3 separate regions of the Homo sapiens genome follow, and regions 1 and 3 are each linked to region 2. A link is a loop called in an ENCODE intact Hi-C map of the cell type or tissue named here. Cell type or tissue: PC-3. All regions are shown on one strand. Links, peaks and the distances in the headings refer to the core of each region. The heading gives the core; the rest is flanking DNA. Region 1 overlaps GALNT2 (polypeptide N-acetylgalactosaminyltransferase 2). Region 2 overlaps GALNT2 (polypeptide N-acetylgalactosaminyltransferase 2). Region 3 overlaps GALNT2 (polypeptide N-acetylgalactosaminyltransferase 2).

What was found. A loop is a pair of places that touch in the nucleus more often than their neighbours do. Peaks named below come from ENCODE experiments on the same cell type or tissue, not always from the same donor. Only the 100,000 strongest peaks of a DNase experiment are listed, where the experiment ranks them.
Region 1: a loop joins it to region 2, with 6 times the contacts of the local background. A loop is called at or near these places in 5 of 110 quality-filtered maps.
Region 3: it touches region 2 in a loop (6-fold over the local background); 6 of 110 quality-filtered maps call a loop at or near these places.

What each region holds. Positions count from the first base shown.
Region 1 is chr1:230,087,431-230,094,747 of GRCh38, reverse strand. All of the region lies in intron 1 of GALNT2 (polypeptide N-acetylgalactosaminyltransferase 2), which reads right to left. Among named protein-coding and RNA genes, the nearest start is that of GALNT2, 24 kb to the right of the region's middle. In PC-3, for the core only: CTCF peaks have their summits at 2,876 and 3,077 (motif pointing left); DNase peaks (open chromatin) are centred at 2,717 and 4,147; H3K4me3 peaks cover 1,836 bases; H3K27ac peaks cover 2,500 bases.
Region 2 is chr1:230,182,482-230,189,798 of GRCh38, reverse strand. All of the region lies in intron 2 of GALNT2 (polypeptide N-acetylgalactosaminyltransferase 2), which reads right to left. Among named protein-coding and RNA genes, the nearest start is that of GALNT2, 120 kb to the right of the region's middle. RefSeq lists enhancers at 2,616-3,354, 3,355-4,093. In PC-3, for the core only: no CTCF peak of the experiment used is centred there; a DNase peak (open chromatin) is centred at 3,478; H3K4me3 peaks cover 1,100 bases; H3K27ac peaks cover 1,504 bases.
Region 3 is chr1:230,100,851-230,106,487 of GRCh38, reverse strand. All of the region lies in intron 1 of GALNT2 (polypeptide N-acetylgalactosaminyltransferase 2), which reads right to left. Among named protein-coding and RNA genes, the nearest start is that of GALNT2, 36 kb to the right of the region's middle. RefSeq lists enhancers at 733-802, 769-1,490, 862-2,061. In PC-3, for the core only: a CTCF peak has its summit at 1,800; a DNase peak (open chromatin) is centred at 1,437; H3K4me3 peaks cover 1,822 bases; H3K27ac peaks cover 2,500 bases.

The sequences.
Region 1 (7,317 bases), core at 1,917-4,416, 95 kb after region 2:
GTCTGGCTCTGTTTCTCTTGTAATAGTTTTAATTCTACTACATACACCCTTTTTTAATATCAGCTGTCCAGATGTGTTGGGAAAGCATATGGTGTTTTTGTTTTTGTTTGAGACGGAGTTTCATTCTTGTTGCCCAGGCTGGAGTGCAGTGATGCAGTCTCAGCTCACTGCAACCTCCGCCTCCCGGGTTCAAGTGATTCTCCTGCCTCAGCCTCCCAAGTAGCTGGGATTACAGGTGCCTGCTACCACGCCTGGCTAATTTTTTTGTATTTTTAGTAGAGAGGGGGGTTTCACTATGTTGGCCAGGCTGGTCTCAAACTCCTGAGCTCAGGTAATCCACCCGCCTCCCACCCGCCTCGACCTCCCAAAGTGCTGGGATTACAGGCATGAGCTGCCACCCCGGCCGAAAGCATATGTTCTTAAATATATAAAAATAAGGCCAGGCATGGTGGCTCATGCCTGTAATCCCAGCATTTTAAGAGGCCAAGGTGGGAGGATCACTTGAAGCCAGGAGTTTGACACCACCCTGAGCAACATAGCAAAACCCAATCTCTACCAAAAAAAAAAAAAAAAAAAAAAAAAAATTAGCCAGCATGGTGGCACACACCTGTATTCTTAGCTACTCAGGATGCTGAGGCAGGAGGATTGCTTGAGCCCAGGAGATCGAGGTTGCAGTGATGTTTGTGCCACTGCATTCCAGCCTGGGCAACAGAGCGAGACCCTATCTCAAACACACACACACAGGTGGACGAAACAGTATTATTACCCTCATTTAAGAAGGGATGAAGCTAAGGCTTAGAGAGATTAAGTACTGTCATGTGTTGCTTAATGACAGGGATACCTTCTGAGAAATGTGCCCTTAGGTGATTTCATTATTGTGGCAACATGATAGCATGCACTTACACAAAACGAGGTGGTATAGCCTACTACACACCTAGGCTGCAAACCTGGACTGCTTGTTACTGTACTGAATACTGTATGCAACTATAACATAATAGTATTTGTGTATCTAAACACAGAGGTACAGTAAAAATACAGTATATAATCTTATGAGACCACCATTGGGTATTCGATCTGTCATTGGCTAAAATGTCATCATGCTGAGCTTGACCGTACCTTGCCCACATGTGCAAGGCCAGTAAACGGCCCAGGGTGGATTCACAGCACTTATGAAAACCTTCCCCGTAACAACCACTCTGTGCTGCCTCCCAGGAGTGAAGCAGCAGGAAGCCCAGGGAACACAGCCCGCAGCCGATCTAGTTTTACCCTTGGCCAGGTCAGGACTGCAGAAAGCTAGCTACAGTCCATCGTTTTCTCCTAGAATTGCCTTTACACAACTGTGATCTAATGCTCCTCCTTCTGCTTCAGGTTTGATTTAAATAAACGGCCACGTGTGCATCTCTGCTTTTGGTTTCTGTTATTTCTCCCCCTGACGGACACTATTATCATGTTCAGTGCCCTTTAAGTTAATATCCACTAGATTCTTATCAAGCTTGAAGGCTAAGAAAATGTTTCTCTCTCTCAAGAAAATGTTTCATTGTATTATCAAATGAGAACTATGCAACCCAACATGCTTCCTTTCTTGCTTTGGCTACCAAGATACAATTGCACGTTCAACTGAAGGAGCTCCCCTTGGCTTAGTGTCAGTAGACGTAAGCTGAAATGTATAGGGGGACTAGAGCACAATCGGCCAGCACTTTGGGTTTCAGGTTCTTGACCTATAGATGGGGGTAACATACCTGCCACGCAGGATTATGCTGAGCATTAAACTAAACACAGATGGCAAACACCTAGCCAGGATCCGGCTCCATGGGGGTGGGTGTTCAGTGTTAATTCTCCTTCATTCTTTAATTCTCCATCCACTTCTTTTTTCCTTCACCTTTTTATCCCTCATCCCCTCTACCCCCTAAATTTGACCCCAGATTTTTAAACTCTTATTTTAATGAATCTGTGCTTACACATAATATACTTTCTCTTATAAGCGGCCTCGAATCTTTTTAGAGATATATGTTGCTTAAACACGTAATAGCCATGCTCTACAAGTTAAAGGAATACTGAATAATGGACACAGAATTTAGAGATAAGGTTTAGAAATGTCACCCTTGGCCAGGTGCGGTGGCTCACACCTGTAATCCCAGCACTTTGGGAGGCCGAGGCAGGCAGATCACCTGAGGTCAGGAGTTCGAGATCAGCCTGGCCAACATGGTGAAACCCCATCTCTACTAAAAATACAAAAACTAGCCAGGCTTGGTGGCGCGTGCCTGTAATCCCAGCTACTTAGGAGGCTGAGGCAGAAGAATCATTTGAACCCGGGAGGCAGAGGTTGCAGTGAGGTCATGCAAGACCCCAGCTCAAAAAAAAAAACCAAAAACAAAAGAATTGTCACCCTCTACTATAAAGCCAAAAGAGCCAACAAAATGAATGACATTAGCCATCTGTGGTGATCTTTCCAGGAAAGAACTCAAGTCTGATGATTTAGAAAGTAGCTAATGAGAGGAGTTATGTCTCAAATTACATAGACGAGCCTAACGAAAATCAGAAAGATCAGTGCAAAAAAAAAAAAAAAAAAAACTAAAGGAATATAAGGTGAACTGTAATCCAATTAAATATAATACGTCTATCTCATGAAATCATTTTGCTGACTGATTACTAAAGAATGTTGAAAGTCAGATGTATTAGTCAGGATCCAATTAGAACGCAGAAACTACATAAGCTTTTTGAACAGAAGGGCTTTAATATAAATTGTTAACTGGGTAGAAAGTCAGTAACCAGGTAACTGGGTAGAAAAAGGAAAATTCTAGATATCAGGGAAGTAGCAACGACAGGAAGCAGCCACCACCCCTAGGCCTGAGGGAACCGGTTAGACTTAACCTTAGAAGCGTAGCCAAAGGGCCCTGAGGTAGAGACTTCCTTGGAGGAGTGGTGGGATCTGCAGGGAGTGTGGACGATGAGGCTGGCTGGCCAGTGCTGGGATAACTGAAGACTGAATTCAACAGCTACAGCTGGGGCAACAGGAAGCCAACAGGAAGGACCAAAGCCCCATCTTGCTGGTGCTTCTACCGCCTCCTGCTGATGGAGGTGGCCCGGAAGCCACTGGCAAAGCAGCTGGGATGTGCGGTCCTAGCTCCAACACTGCAGAACAGAGCACAGAGTCTGGAGCTGAAACAATAATTTCATAAATTACATGTTGGGATTTTTGAAAAATCAATCTCCATCACTACCCTAAGGAGAGGGTATTGATTCTATACACAGAAAGATCCCCAGAACGAGAAGGCCGATGCATCAAGATTCCTCAGACAGATGGAAATAGGCCAATAGAAAAGGTGGCCGATAGAAAATAGATAGAAATAGGCCGATAGAAAAGGTTTGCTGAGGACCGGGCACAATGGCTCACACCTGTAATCCCAGCACTTTGGGAGGCCAAGGTGGCCGTATCACAAGGTCAGGAGATCAAGACCATCCTGGCCAACACGGTGAAACCCTGTCTCTACTAAAAAAAAAAAAAATACAAAAAATTAGTATGTGGTGACACACACCTGTAATCCCAGCTACTTGGGAGGCTGAGGCAGGAGAATAGATTGAACCCAGGAGGCGGAGGCTGCAGTGAGCTGAGATCGTGCCACTGTACTCCAGCCTGGGCAACAGAGATTCCGTCTCAAAAAAAAAAAGAAAGAAAGAAACAAACAAAAGAAAAGGTCTGCGGAGTACACACACCCCAGGAGTGCTGGCTTTCTCAGCGAGGCACAGTTCTCATCAATTAATGAACTGTCATTCTTAGCAGTATCTTACAATTCTGATGCATGTAAACCCCAATCCCCCATTGATAACTCCTAGATGGAACTAATAACATTGAGTTTCCAAACCTATAAAACCAAGAGTGATGCCTTAGACCCATGATCATTCTCTCTCTCAAAGCTAAGTCTGAGATAGCCCAAGGGTCTCTCTCTTACTTTAACTCATATTTAATTACCTGTGATTTACACACTAGAAAATAAGATCTTTTGAAGAAAATAATAAGCTTCAACTATTTCTGCAAACGTGTTACACATACACAACCGCACAGAAAAACACAGATAGAAACCTTCAACTTCTTCCTGGATCAACTTACCACATTCCTAAGTTCTGACCAGCTTATTTGCCAACAGAAAATTCGAGTCCAGGAACTTTGGGAACCTCAGAAGCACCAGCCCTCCCCACCCCTCCTTCCCTTCCCATTCTTCACCTCCACACACACAACCGTTATTTCTCCTAAGAGTTAACTACAGAGACAGCAGGACACCAGTTCTGGTAGCAGGTCCACCACCTTCACACGGCATTTGCAGAGGCTGTGGAGGGGCAGCAGGCTCTGCTGTGTGCAATGCTTCATATCACCCACCCACCCCACTTCAGACTGGAAGACACGGTTATGTTTATTTTCCCCCAGAAGATAAGTGACTCACAGGCAGTTTGACAACAAATGTCAAGGTCCTTCAACCACAGAAAGTTCCCAGCATTTCCAATCAGTTGGGACATAATCCAGAAGAGGTTGCCTGGGATTATTTTTCCTTGGAAATTACATTCATTCTATCTTGGTGACAGACACCCACATATGGGGTCAAACTTTCCCTCATCCAAAAAAAAGATGATAATCAAAATCACAAGATACCACTTCATATCCATTAGGATGGCTACTATCAAACAACAGAAAATAACAAGTATTGGTGAGGATGTGGAGAAACTGGAACCCTTGTGTACAGTTGGTGGGAATGTAAAATTGGTGTAGTCACTGTGGAAAGCAGTATGGAGGTTCCTCAGTATATTAAAAAACAGAACTCCCATATGATCCAGCAGTTCCACCAGGTGTACTCCCAAAAGAATGAAAAGCAGGGTCTCGAAGGGAAATGTGCACACCTGTGTTCACAGTAGGATGAATAGCAAATGTGTTGCACGTGTTAGCAGCGTAATGTATAAACACAACGTTGTATGTCCATAGAATGAACTATTACCCAGCTTTAAAAAGAAAGGAAATCCTGTCACATGCTACATGGATAAACCTTGTAGGTATTATGCTAAGTGAAATAAGCCAATTCAAAAGGATAAATACTGAATGACTCCACTTACATGAGCTACCTAGAAGAGTCAAATTCACAGAGACAGAAGGTAGAACCCTGGCCGCCAGTGGCTGCAGGGAGGGAGAATGGAGAGTTACTGTTTTTTGGGTACAGAGTATCAGTTTTGCTAGATGAAAAGAGTTCTAAAGACGGATGGTGGTAACAATGTGAACACAATGTCACTGAACTGTTCACTTAGAAATGGTTATGGGCACTGCGGCTCACACCTGTAATCCCAGCACTTTGGGAGGCCGAGGTGGGCACATCACTTGAGGTCAAGACCAGCCTGGCCAACATGGCGAAACCCCATCTCCACTAAAAACACACACACACACACGCAAAAAACAGCCGGGCATGGTGGTGTGCACCTGTAGTCCCAGCTACTCAGGAGGCTAAGGCAGAAGAATCGCTTGAACCCGGGAGGCGGAGGTTGCTGTGAGGCGAGATCACACCATTGCACTCCATCCTGGGCCACAGAGCGACTCCATCTCAAAAAAAAAAAAAAAGAAAGAAAGAAATGGTTAAAATGGTCAGTTTTGTTATATGTATTTTACCATAATAAAAACTGTCGGGGGGGAAAGTTGATACATGCCACTACCTGAATGAACCTCAAAAACTATGGCAAGTGGAAGAACTCAGACACTAAAGGACACACAGTGCTTGAGTCAATTTATACGAAATATCTAGAATGGATAAATCCACAGACGCAGAAAGTACACTAGTGGTTGCCAGGGACTGGGGAGATGAGGAAATGGGGAACAACTGCTTAATGGGCATAGGGTTTCCATTTGGATGAAAATGTTTTAAAACTAGACAGAAGTGGCCGGGCGCGGTGGCTCACACCTGTAATCCCAGCACTTTGGAAGGCTGAGGCAGGTGGATCATGAGGTCAGGAGATCAAGACCAGCCTGGCCAACACAATGAAACCCCGTCTGTACTAAAACTATGAAAAATTAGCCAGGCATGGTGGCAGGCCCCTATAGTCCCAGCCACTTGGGAGGCTGAGGCAGGAGAATGGGGTGAACCTGGGTAGCGGAGCTTGCACTGAGCCGAGATAGCGCCACTGCACTCCAGCCTGGGTGACAGAGCAAGACTCTGTCTCAAAGAAAAAAAAAAAAAAACTAGACAGAAGTGGTAGCTGTACAACTGTAGTAAATGTCACTGAACTGTATACTTTACAATGGCTAATTTTATGTTACATGAATTTCACCTCAATAAAAATGAATTAAAAAAAAAACCCTGTCACACAGAACAACAGAGATGAATCTTGAAGACATCATGCTAGTGAAAACAAGCCAATCAGAAAAGGACAAATATTACAAGATTCCACTTACATGAAGCACCTAGAGGTGTCAAGTGCACAGAGGCAGAAAGCAGAATGGTGGGTGCCAGGGGCTGGTGAGAATGGGAGTTACTGTTTAATGGATACAGAGTTCCAGATCTGCAAGATGACAAAGTTTCACAACAGGACTACACTTAACACTACAAAACTGTACACTTAAAAATGGTTAAGACAGTAAACTTTATGTTACATGGTTTTTACCCCAAAAATTGTTAAATAAAGCAAAAACATTGGGGGCGGGGGGAGATGCAAATATGGAAAAATAGAATCCAGGATTGCTCAACTACTGAATACCCCAGTCCACCCCCATATTCATTTAGCCAAGAGCCTGTAAGAAAACTTGTATTTTTCTTCTGTTCTAAACTGTCACTTAATATCTGCTGTTCATCGTTTTTATTATTCTCAGAGCTTCCAGAGTAAGTACTCATAGCTAAAAGCATCGTCCAGTAATCCAGTAGGCATTTCATTATATGCCCATCAATATTTAACTCTGAATATTAAAGCAAACACCCAAGTATTCCAAAAGAGAAGACCAAGCTCAAGCTCAGAGCCCTCAAAAAGTCCAAACAGATATTCAAGGGCTCCATGACCATCAGCAGTTACTCCCAAAAGATGGAGACTCTCAGCGACGCCTTCCTAACCAGCTGTCCCCAGACCTGACTGCGTGAGAGTCATTCACACATGGGGAGCTTTTTCTAAAACACACTTGGGCCCCACAGCCAGACATTCTGACTGAATCAGTCTAGGGTGGGTGATAGGCATCTACAGCTCAAAGTTTTCCCCAGGTGTTCCTAACGTACAGCCAGATTGAAAACCGCTGGTTAACAGTGCGGGCTGGCAGTTATGGGGGAGTAAAGGCAAGAAAGACAGATGGCAAGGAAAACC
Region 2 (7,317 bases), core at 2,331-4,830:
ACTACATGGGTACAGTTTCCATTTTGCAAGATGAAAACAGCTCTAATTGATGGTGGTGATGACTGCACAACACTGTGAATGCGCTTAATGCCACGGACCTGTATGCTTAACAACGCTTAAAATGGCAACTTTAGTGTTACGCATCTTTTACCACAATTAAAAAGATAAATGCACAATGCCAGAACCCATTAAGTCACCTAGAAAAACAAAGGGTCGGGGAACACTCCTCTCTGATGCTGCAGCAATGCTGAACAAATAACACAAGTGGTTTATCTCATCTTTCTTCCGGCAGGTGGGAAGTAGAAAAGCTAAAACGTCTCTGTTAGGATCAGTGGCAATTCACACCCTGGATTTAAGTTCTCTTAACACATTTCATCATTCCCATTTCATTCATCTTTACGTGAACATTAGCAATTTCTGTTCTGAGAAATCCACTGTCTGGGGTAACTGAACCAACAGCACATCGGGGAGGGGTGGCTGTGATGAAGACACAGCCCAGGACCAGGATGGGGAGGGGGCTCAAGGAGAATCCAGACGGCCTTAGGACTCTCCTTTCTGAACTCTCTCCCTACCCTCGTCTCTCCTAAGCCTCAGCCCTTTACACAAGGTTACTAAGGAATACAAGAATGACACTAAGGTCTCATAAAGGCAAAGAGAAAATCTGCTCCAAAAGGCCACGTTGACCAAAGGGTGAGAGATCTCCAACAAGAACCTCATCAACAGCTGTCCTCAGAGGCAGACCTCGGCCTTCTAGCCCCTACAGCTGCCCCTGCTCCTCTTCCGGCCCCACTCCTCTACTGGCCCCTGCTCCTCTTCCGGCCCCCGCTCCTTTGCCAGTCCTTCTGCCAGCTGGCTGGCTGGTCAGATTCAGAGACAATTACAGGGAGAAACTTATTTTTCAATCCAGAAGTTTTTCCACACCAAGGGGAAAAAATGACATTCTTCTCTATCAGATAGATTTCCAAAATACAAAATATTGACTAATATACATACTCTATTTGAAGACAATATTTTAAAAACCAACACTGAAAAAAAAAATTCAGTGGTTCCAAGTAGAAAGCATGATGCTGAAATAGAAGCAAGGGTCACAGAGTTTATGGGCAAAAACTCATCCACAGTAGACCTGAAATGTGGTATGAGGGTGGGGGGAACTACAGAGATATATTTTTACAGCATGTAAAAGAAAATAAAATTGGTGATTCCAATCTGAGAATAGAGATTAAAGGGAAATGGTAAGACACAGTTAACAGAATCAAAGAGTTTTAGAGCAAGAATGTATCTAAATTTTACAGACAAGGAAAACAAAACCCAAATACTCCTTAACTTGTCTAAGGCCACAGGACTGGTGGCACAGCTGAGCCTAGAGCTCCCGGCCATCATCCTTGTTCCGAACCCAGATCCCGTGCTCCCAGGTTATTGTTCTTGCCCCCATTCCATGACTTCCAGCTGGGACTGCCACTTGGGTGGTATACTTTATACAAATTCCAGATTCTTCCCCAAAGTACGATGAACCAAGGCAAGAAATAGAGTTAAAACAATAATCTGGGTTTTTGTGACCACGGCAGCCCCAAGAGTGGTAGTCTCCAAAGTGGGGCCACATAAGACAATCTTCTGGGGCAAAGAAAGAAAATGACAGACATTGTCAAGTATTTTCCTCATCCTTTATAATAGCTTATTTTAAATACACTTTATGATACAAACAGGAGGCAGGGAAATACTGGGTAGGAGAGAGTGGTCCCTAGCAAACGCCACACCCTCAAGCCTGGAACCGTAGGGCCCAAAGTGAGAACATGCATTTCTGTTTTCCTGCCCGAATGTTGCCTTTTCCAAAACCACCCCGGCCCGCCCCACCCTCCATCTTGTACCCATAAAAACCCCAGGCCCTACCAGCAAAGCAATAGAGAAGGAGAGAAGAAACAGCCGGATGTTGGAGAGAATCAGCTTGATTTCAGAGGGACAGCTTGACAGCAGGACTTTGGAGAAGAGTTTGGCTGGGGACAGCAGGACTCCAGGGGAAGACCATCTTCCCACTTAACCCCCTTTCTAGCTTCCCATCCCACTGAGAGCCACTTCCAGTGCTCAATAAAGTCCTCCACATTCACCATCCTTCAATTTGTTTGCACAACTTGATTCTTCCTGGACACCGGACGAGAATTCAGGTACCAAGAGGGTGGATGCAAAAGGCTGTCACACTGACCTTGCACTGAGCTAACACTTAAGTCATCTGTGGACAGCAAATCTAAGAGCACACTGTAACATATGCCCTCTAGGGCTCCAGGGGTCACAGGTAGCCCCACCCAGATGCTGCCGGGGGGCTGCACAGAGTTCTACTCCTGCCGATGCCCAAAAGCACTCACCCCAGCCCCTGCACCCACTCACCTGCATGCTGCTCCTCCCATGAGGGGCTGAGAGCTGTGGGCTGAGTCCTGTGAAGGGGTCAAGGGAACTATCCCATTTCATTTAGAATGTATCAATAAATCTGTACGGCAATATGCATGTAATTCCTAAGTAAGCATTTTAATACATATGTGTGTGGGAGGTGGTCTAAATATACGTCTGTTCATAGAGTGTGCGATCAGAAAATTGGAGACTGTTGGCCTGGAACATCACTGCTCTGCCCTGTTAGATCTGGCTCCTTCATCTGTCAGTGGGTTCTGTGGCCATAAAAGCATCCAGCTTGGTGTCATGTCTTCCCGCCCATCTGTCTACAACTGCTACATGCCCAACACACAGAACACAGGAAGCCACTGAGCTTCCTGAACACACCACTGACACACTGGGAAGTGCCATGGCCAGCGGTTTCTTGCAAACCATAAAACTTTAGCTGTGTTCCTCATGCTTAGGGAAAATGTATTTTTCAATCACAAGAAAATAATTTCTAACAACAAAAAAATTATGTGTATGTTGGTTTAGTAAGAAAAATGGTTTCAACATAAAAAGGAAAGAAAGCCCTTTGGCAAAATAAAAAGACATTGTGCATTTATCAAAAATTACTACTAATAACTCAAAAGAGAGGCAAATCAGTACATTCTGATCTCTTTGAAGATAAGAAAACCAACTGTATGCAATAGTTAAGGATATGAAAGGCAGAGTCAATGTGAGCACTCAAATGATTTTAAGTAAGGTATGACTCTCAATGGTCAAATCCAGCCTATGACCTGAAGATGGCTTTTCCCTCCCTCTCTCTATTTGCCTGAAAACCATCAGAACACTTGTATGTTTTTAATAGAAGATAATCCATAGGAAGTCTCTCATTAATCCACACAACAGAAGTGTGTATCCTAGCTTCCTATTATTATAATAAAGGAATATTAACTATTCTATTCAGATGCTCCCCATTGTGTGGGTAATGTTTACTTTACATATGAAAGAACTGTGGCTCAGGGCTTCATGACTCATCCAGGAGCTGGAAAGATGACAGGGAGGCCGACTTAACACACAAATTGACTGCATGCATGCGTCCAGTCAGAGTTCCTGGAGGAGACAGTGACATACCTGCATCTGGTGTAGGTGGGACAACGCATGGGGAGGGCACAAAGGAGGGGCTTGGACTCCCTGGGGTGACGCTTGTCCAACCACAGTCAAGAACACAACGTGCAAACACTCTCACCAGCAAACACTCTCACCAGCAAACACTCTTGCCAGCAAAGCAAACACTTCATAAACGGACGTCCAGTTCCCAATAGGCATGTAAGGAGCTTGAAAGTCGTTATTCCGTCCTAACAGTAAAAAGCTGAATAAAATGAAAAATCAGCACTTCTTAGAGATCTGCCTTGGATCTGTTGGAGAAATGTCACAAGCCACAGCCCCCCAAATTGGACAGGTGAATACAAGGAATCACAATTCACTGGAGCAGAAGCCTGTAAGTAGAAACCCCTGAAGATCCACTACGGGGGTAGGAAAACCTAAACTGTAGTGGAAAATTCCTGGAGGCTCACTGTGGACAAGCCTAAGAGATTAAAAACTCCAGGGGGACCCAGTCATGGGGGTGTGGCAGCTATATTTGTGTGAGTTTTACCTCCTGGAGCTCTACCAGATCCTCACAGTGAATATTGAAGAAATATCCCCTCATGCTTACAACAGTGAGAGGGGAAAATAACCATTTTGAAAGAAGCCAGGGCACTGTGTTCTTATTAATAAGGCCTGCCATCGGGAGAAACTATTTAAACAGGGACTAAACTGCTAGCATTTATCAGAGCCTGTCCAATCTGAGGAACAGGAAATAACCAGCCTCTGCTAGACTTTAGTATCACCTAAGGATGTGGAGAGGGGGAAGCTGAGAAGCAAATGTGAGGCTCACAGCCCAGACACAAAGGTTCCCTAAAAGAATGAGACCAAATCATAGGACTATAGCAAGCTTCCCCTCCCACTACACCTTAACACCACACAACTAAAGGCCTGTTTACCAGGGTTCCGTGCACCAAGTCCATCACATCCAGCTTTCAACATAAAATTACAAGGCACACTAAGAGGTTAAACACACACACACACGCGCGCACACACACACACACACACACACACACACGCACGCACGCACAGTTTAAAGAGACACAGCAAGTATCAGAACCAGACTCAGATATAGAACAATGTTGGAATGATCAGATCAGGAATTTAAAACAACTATAATTAATATGCTAGGGACTCTAATGGAAAAAGTAGGTAACACACAAGAACAGACAGATAATGTAAGCAGCGAAATGGAAATTATGAGAAAGAATCAAAAGGAAATGCTAGAGATCAAAAACACTGTAGAGAATGAGGAATGTCTTTAATGGGCTCATTAGCAGACATGACATGCTGAGGAAAAAAATCTCTAAACTTTAGGACATGACATTAGAAACTTCTAAAACTCAAATGCAAAGACAAAAAAGATGAAAAAAATTGAAATAATATCCAAGAACTGTGGAACAATTACAGTGGTGTAAATATGCATGATGGGAATATCGGAAGGAGAAGAAAGAGAGAAAGGAACAGGAGAAATACTGGAAGCAATAATGACTAAGAATTTCCCCAAATTAATGTTGAACACCAAAACGCAAATTAAGGAAACTTAGAGAACACACAGAATAGTATAAAGGCTCCAAAAACTACACTGAGGCATATCATATTCAAATTGCAGAAAATCAAAGATAAAGAAAAAAAATTGAAAGAAACACCTTACCTATCAATAGAGGAGCAAAGAGAAGGATTATAACTAATGTCTTCTCAGAAACCATGCAGGAAAGAAGAGAGGAGAGGGAAATATTTAAAGGGCTCAGAGAAAAAAAAAATGACCACCTAGAATTCTGTACCATTTAAGATTGATCTTCAGGCCAGGCGCGGTGGCTCACGCCTGTAATCCCAGCACTCTGAGAGGCCAAGGTGGGTGGATCACGAGGTCAGGAGATCGAGACCATCCTGCCTAATGTGGTGAAACCCCATCTCTACTAAAAAAATACAAAAAAATTAGCTGGGTGTGGTTGGGCGCCTGTAGTCCCAGCTACTCGGGAGGCTGAGGCAGGAGAATGGCATGAACCTAGAAGGCAGAGCTTGCAGTGAGCTGAGATAGCACCACTGCACTCTAGCCTGGGTAATAGAGCGAGACTCTGTCGCAAAAAAAAAAAAAAAGATTGATCTTCAAAGATGAAGAAGGGATAGAGACTTCCTCAAACACAAGTTGAGGGAATTTGTTGCCAGTAGACCTGCCTTGCAAAAAATGTTAAAAGCAGCTCTTTTAACATAAGAAAATAACATCGATCAGAAACCTGGATCTACATGAAGAAAGGATGCATCAAAGAAGGAATAAGTGAAGGTAAAATAAAAACTTTTCCTTTTTTTTTTTTGAGTTGTAGTCTTGCTCTGTCACCCAGGCTCAGAATAGTGGTACGATCTCGGCTCACTGCAGCCTCCGCCTCCCAGGTTCCAGCGATTCTCCTGCCTCAGCCTCCCAGGTGGCTGGAATTACAGGCACGCACCACCACACCTGGCTAATTTTTGTATTTTTTGTAGAGACAGGGTTTCACCATGTTGGCCAGGCTGGTCTTGAACTCCTGACTTCAGGTGATCTGCCTGCCTCGGCCTCCCAAAGTGCTGGGATTACAGGCATGAGCCACTGCTCCTCGCCTATTTTTCTTATTCTTAATTGAACTATCATATAATGGGTTGTTTGAAATAATAATAGCAACAATATATTCCATCATGTATTCTTTTATATATTATATACATATGCTTATGTGGATGTAAAATGAATGACAGCAATGATATAAGTGATGGGAGGGAGGAATCAAGAATACTTTGTTGTTATAAGATACGTGCACTACCTGTGAAAAAGTATAGTGTTATCTGAAAGAAGACCAACTAATTTTTTTTTAAGACACATAATAGATATGCTGAGAAGAGAGAGAAAATGGGATCATACAGAAAGCTCAATTAAAACGACAAAAGGCAGAAAAAGTGTGAAAGGTAAAAGTACAAACACAGAATAAGGGCAATAAATAAAAAACAATAACAAATATAGTAAATATGAATTTAAATATATCAACAATCACTGTGTACATCGATGGTCTAAATACACCAAAGAAAATACCAAGATTGTGAGAATCGAAAAATAAGTCCCAATTATATGTTGTCTACAACAAATCCACTATAAATAAAACAACACACATAGATTAAAAGTAAAATGATAAAGAATGGCCTTTACCAAGAAAAGTTAGATCTATCATGCTAACACTAATCAAAAGAAAGTAAGAATAGCTATATTAATTTCTGACAATGTAGACTTTAGATCATAGGAATTTTTAAGGGATCAAGACAGAACTACACAATGATTTTTTAAAAGTCTGTTTTCCAAAAAGATACAACAATCCTTAATGTGTATGTGCCTAAAAGGAGCATAAAAATGCATGAGGCATAAAAATGTCCATGCAGTTCATGATAGATAGAACTGCAAGGAGAAATAAATGAACTCACTGTTATAGTTTGAGACCTCAATAGTCCTCTGTCAAAAATGGGCAGATCCTGCAAGAGGAAGCTCAATAAGGACAGAGTTGAACTCAACAACACCATCAATCAACTAGATATAATTGATATCTATAGACTAATTCAGTCAAAAACAGCAGAGTACACATTCTTCTCAAACTCACATGGAACATTCACCAAAAGAGGCCACATTCTGGGCCACAAAGCATACCTTAACAAATTGAAAAGAACAGAAATCAGACTGTGTGCTCTCAGAACACAATACAATTAAACTAGATTCAATAACAGAAAGATAGCTAGCTGGGAAATCCCAAAGTACATGGAGACTAAACAACGCACTTCTAAATGACACAGGGGTCA
Region 3 (5,637 bases), core at 828-3,327, 82 kb after region 2:
AAGCCCTAAAGTCACAACCTCAGGTGGCTGGGTTTCCGGGTCAGTGGGCCAGACCAACAGCAGTTTCAGCACACTGCCGGAACTCAGAGCCTCAGGTGTTTAGGTATTCATTCCAGGCCAGGAGGAGGCATGGCTCCTGGAAGCAGGCACTAAGCCTGTCATCTCCATTCAGTATCGTTTCTCAGATTCTCAGACTGAAATCTTTAGGCAATTGCATGCCATCCTCCATGGGCACAGTCACCCTTATACAGAGAGATCAACTTGCTGCTCAGAGATACACAGCTGATCAGGGAATACAAAACTTTGCTATCACTCCGAAGTCCAGGAAACAGAGCGGACAATGCCTGGAAATTCTGCACTGCACGGCCATGAGCAAAAAGAGTTGGCATACCCTCATGCACTGTGTCACCAAGTGGTTAATATGCAACTATTGCACAAGACCTGCTTCTAAGAAGTCAAGTCCGAAGACCGGACTAAAGAAATGAATCATCTTTACCGAATTACTACAATCACTATGGAGGCCCAGAAATGTTGAGTAAAGGTGAGTGGGAAGAGGCTGGAGAGATGAAAGTGTGCATGCTGACTGGCAGATACAGCGCTGGATCTGGCATCAGACAGGACTGGTCTGTCCCCACCACTTCCTAGTTGTCCATCTTGAACAAGTCTTTTGACTTCTCTCTGGGTGCCTGTGCCCCAGTTTGTATAATGGATATAATCATGCTTATGAGCCAACAGGACATGAACCTTGATGGAGAATGCAAACACAGGTGCTCACGTTCTCTGAAGCCCCACAGTGAGACAGCACCGACAGACGCCCTCACTTTCGAATGCTGACATTTATGCAACTCCCACCTCATCCGTGCTGACCACTGCGAGGAAGAAGGTGGGACACAGAGACTCTATGTTCCCACAGGAGCTTACACAAGAGCAACACGGTTCACTGAACCGCAGGGACCATCAACTCTAGGGAGCACCATTAATTTTGTGTGCCACTCAGGAAGAAAAACACGATCAATGAAACCCTGAAACACCATCCATGGAAGATGCATCCTGATTTCAGACATGTTAAAACATGAGAGGCGGGGGAAATGTGCATTGTAGAATCAATGATATGGTGCGACAAGAGCCCCCAGTGGGCCCCAGAGCTCGGCTCTGGTCCTGACCAAACAATGTCTAAAACCAGCTTGAGTCCACAGAGCAGTGGGTGTTCAGTTTGGCTGCTCTTCAATAACCCTGGGAACCTGTTTGCATTTCAGACTCCCTGTCCCTCCTGGAGAATGATTCAGTTGCTCTGAAAGGAGGTCTGAGCACCTCTCTAACACATCCTGTCTGTGCCAGCTGGGAAAAGGAAGGCTGGCTAAATAGCAGAATGGATCTAACAGCACAGCAGCTTCCCTTCCACACCCCCAGCCTCTGGCATCAGTACGCTCCTTACAGGAAGGGCCCCAAACAGAGCCGAAGGTGTGGTCTGAATCCACAGCGCCACTGTGGCCCTCCTGCCTACATTCCATTTCTGCTGTTTCTCTGACACTTTCCCCCACTCTGATTCATTTTCCGAGTATGCAGTTGCAAAACCTACGCTTAGAACGGGGGGACTGCAAGCGTCCTGTGTGGCATTTCCCTAAGTCAGCTGTGACTCAGCCTGGCAAGGGCCCAGGTGCCTTCAGAGTGGCTTCCTGCAAAGACCAGTAATGACGGGCCAGCCGCTGCACTCAGGCACATGAGCCAGCACCTCTGCGACTGAGATCCAGGGAAGGAACGGGATCGCCCTCCTACCTCCCAGCACTGCAAATGTCATTTACATTTTGAAGCCACTGGGGACATGGGTGGAACTCTGTGAGCTGGTGAATTACGCATTCCAGGATTTCTGAAGCCTATTAAGAAAGGAGAGCCAGGGTGGGCGGCCATCACGAAGCAGCTCCAACCACCTGTTTCCCTCCTCCCGCATTTCCCCCACCCAGCACATCACATTTATTTTATGACTCGGTGCATCCAACAAGGCACGGCTTTTAAAGCTTCCCATTTCTGATGCTACAGAGCCAGGAAACCAGGAATCAAGATTATCAGGCTAAAATACAGCCGCCTCTCTTTGAGGCCCACCAGCTGGTTCTGAGAACCTACTGCACCACCATGGAAAAGGGATTCCCTAGCCTTCTCTACCCAAATACCCCAGAAGATAAGATTTCAGCTTTTTAAGATAGTGGTTCCATTAACCTTTGGAGAAAGGAGGAGAGACCCTGTTCGGGGAGCTCTATGCCAAATAAAGACAGAGCCAACCTCCCTGCCTCCCTCGGCCCCCCACCACCCCAGAACCTACTGACCCTTGCAGAGCCAGCCTGCTGACTCCTTTGGAGAGAACCATAAGAGAAGCTTCAGGACGCTCAGGAGTTAGAGGGAAAATGAAGCCATTTACCAAACAGAAGCACATGACTGCCTCGCACTCAGTAAGCACAAGCTGAATCAATTAGTTAATTAAACCTGATACGGGGCTCTGTGGGGTTAAGATCTTACACCCTGAGTAAGGAACACTGCTGAAGAAGGAAACAGTCGCTCTGGGAGATGCTGCTACCAAAATCAGTGGAAGGTCAGGTAGGAGCAGCTCTCACGGAGTAAATGACTAGGAGAAGGGGAGGAATGAATAACAATCCATTACCTAATAAGGGGTTTGTCTAAACCAGCTAACTTGTTTCAGAATTGAGGCCAAAATCAGGGTTAGCTGCAACAGTGCCTACATGATAATTATGTGCTTTTTTTTTTTCCTTTTGGCTTTGTGTGTGTGGTTTTGGAGGGATGGGTTCTTTCATTTTCTGTTTTTGTGTGCCACCTACTTGTCTCCTTAGAACCACAGACAAAATCCTGCAAGAATCTCTTTCCTGGGAGCAGAACTCATGCCCTGGTGAGCCCCACAGACACAGACTGCCTCTGCAGCCTGGTGGCATCTGCCCCAGAACCAACCAGAAAAAAAGGTGACTTACATTTCTTTCCAACCACCAAGGCTGAAGATGGAAATCTGTTCACAGTTGCAGATGTTGGCTGGGGAGAAAAGGGGGGCTGCTGCAGGAAGGCATCTGGGTGCTCAACACTGTGGCTAATTATTGCTGAATAAAAAATAATCATCTTTGCATGACTGTAGCAAGGTTGCTCATGGATACAAAGTATATTAAGGTGAAGACAGTAAACACCACACTAAAGGTCTCATGATGTGCAAACTGAGATTCCATGAACGTTACTAAAATCTATTACGGGGATTTTGGACTGACTCCTTGAAATCCAGGGAACAATTATTAAAACATGAAAGGACCACAACTGTCTATTTCTGCAGATAGCTCCTTCTAGCAACTGTTTTCCTGGACTGCCTCACCTAGGAGGTAACAGAGGCTCTTTACAATTCCTCCAAATGCAAATTTGATAGAGTTATAGGAGTCTCTTACTGCACAGTGCTGTGTTCTAAACACGATCTCAGCAAGGCCAATGGACCTCGGGCTTAACCTCAATATGAGCCTCAGTGAGTAAAATGTCACTACTGGTCACATGCAGAGTCATCAAACAACACTCTCGTCCATGCTACCTTCTGAGTATTCTCCAGTCTTCACCCATGGCCCCGCCTCTCCACTGCCCCTGCAAAGAAAAAGTCCTCCATCCTTGCCCTGCCACAACTACTGGACATCTTCAACCTTTCCACCACCCAAGACTCTGTTATTTACCCCACAGAATCTGTTTCCATCAATGGCTATGAAAAAACAGAGAGTGATTTAATCTGTTCGCTTTTTTTTTAAGGCCATCAACTGTCCTGAGTCATCACACTAAGTGTCTGTCATTCTAATTGGATGCAGAGGTGTTTTTACAATAAGCCTGGGCAGCTTTATGTCAAATCAATGAACAATTTCCAACCACCATTTGTAAACAATAATAAATCAAGGACTCTCGAAACGGAACCCCCAAGGTATAAACGTTCCCCTACAGAAGCCCATCTGCTGCAAGCTCTTCCAGAAAATAAACCTGGAATTCTAAAACCTAAAAAAGGAAATGATCCATTTGGGCTTACAATTTCAGAGACACAACTTCACTCTTGAAGACCAAAATTGCCACGTTTATTTTGATGCTGCCATTGCTGTCTCAAGCAGAAGCTCCCCTTATGTTGCTCTATTCCTGATTCACAGAATGAAAAACTGTACATTAGGCCAAGGGTTACTGAGCGCTCAGCATGCCGGGCCCTCGCAAGGCACTGGAGACTGCAGTGAACAAGACATACCTGCCCTCCTGGGGCTTCGTCTAAGCTCCCCTTTTCTGACTTTGAAAGGAAGCTTGTTTTTCAGGAGGGAAAAATCTTCTTCCAAGAGAACAGGCAAAGTTTTGAGCTTTGCATGCCCTTAAAACTTACTAGCACCTAAAATTAGCTTCTCTGATAGATGTGTCTTTGCACTTTACACAATGCAGAAGGCTCCCCAAGAAGGGCAAATTGTGCCCGCATCAACCAGTAAAACCATTCGGAAAACAAAGAGGAGAGCTAATTTTAGGAAGCAGCATTTTCAGTCCAACTACTTTTTGTGCTTCTGTCTGGCAAAGGGACAGAATAGAAGATAAGGAAACTGCCCCCACTAAATCTCTCCTACGGACTGTCCTTACTACACATCAATCCTCTCCCAGGCCAATTGCTCCAAATTACCAGAGGAGGAGGCCATCTTATACGTTTCATGATGAAAGAGAGGGCAATTCTCAGGAGGAACAAGAATAATTATACACAACAAAAGCAGGAACAGTAATCTGTCATAGATTTACAGAACACACAGTTCCACTTAAGATACATTTTTCCTCCATCACTCTTATGTTGTTTATTAAACATTTACTTTTGGCCCAGAGTTTGGCTGATCAGGACCTGAAAAGTTGTTAAAACACCACTGGGACTGTGTCAAGAATCTTTTAAATCATCTAAAAAAGGTATTTGTTTATCTGTCTTGACAAACTGAGAATGTACTCAGCAGGCTTAAGAATTTCAGTTCAACAAACACACCTTGGCACCTGAGGTGCTCAGGGGTGGGAAAACTGAGTGTGAAGAGACGGGCACACGAGTGACCAGAACACGGGGGCATCCGACAGGAGCTGGGCATAAGCTCCAGAGGCCCTGTCCCCTTGAAGGAAGAAAAGGACTGGCGGTGGGAGAAGATGCTTGTTTAACATTTATGGAAAAAGCCAGAATTACAATGAGGCACCCTTGCCATATGACACATTTAGGAGTATGTAGAATACACGCATCTATACAGGCATACACATATGTGTATGTGTATATCCAGTCATGCATCACTTAACAATGGAGATCTGGTCTAAGAAATGCATCATTATGCTATTTCTTGCTCGTGTGATCAGAGTGTACTTACACAAAACTAAATGGTACAGCCTTCTCCACACCTAGGCTAGATGGTACAGCCTACTGCTTCTAGGCTACAAACCTGTATAGCATGTGACTGTCCTGAATACTGTAGGTAACACAATGGTATTTGTTATCTAAAATAGAAAAGATACAGTAAAAATACAAGATTATAATCTTACGGGACCACTGTGATATATGCAGTCTACTGTTAACTGAAACGTCCTTATGACTGTATACGCATGTGTACATGTATATTTCCCATACACTTC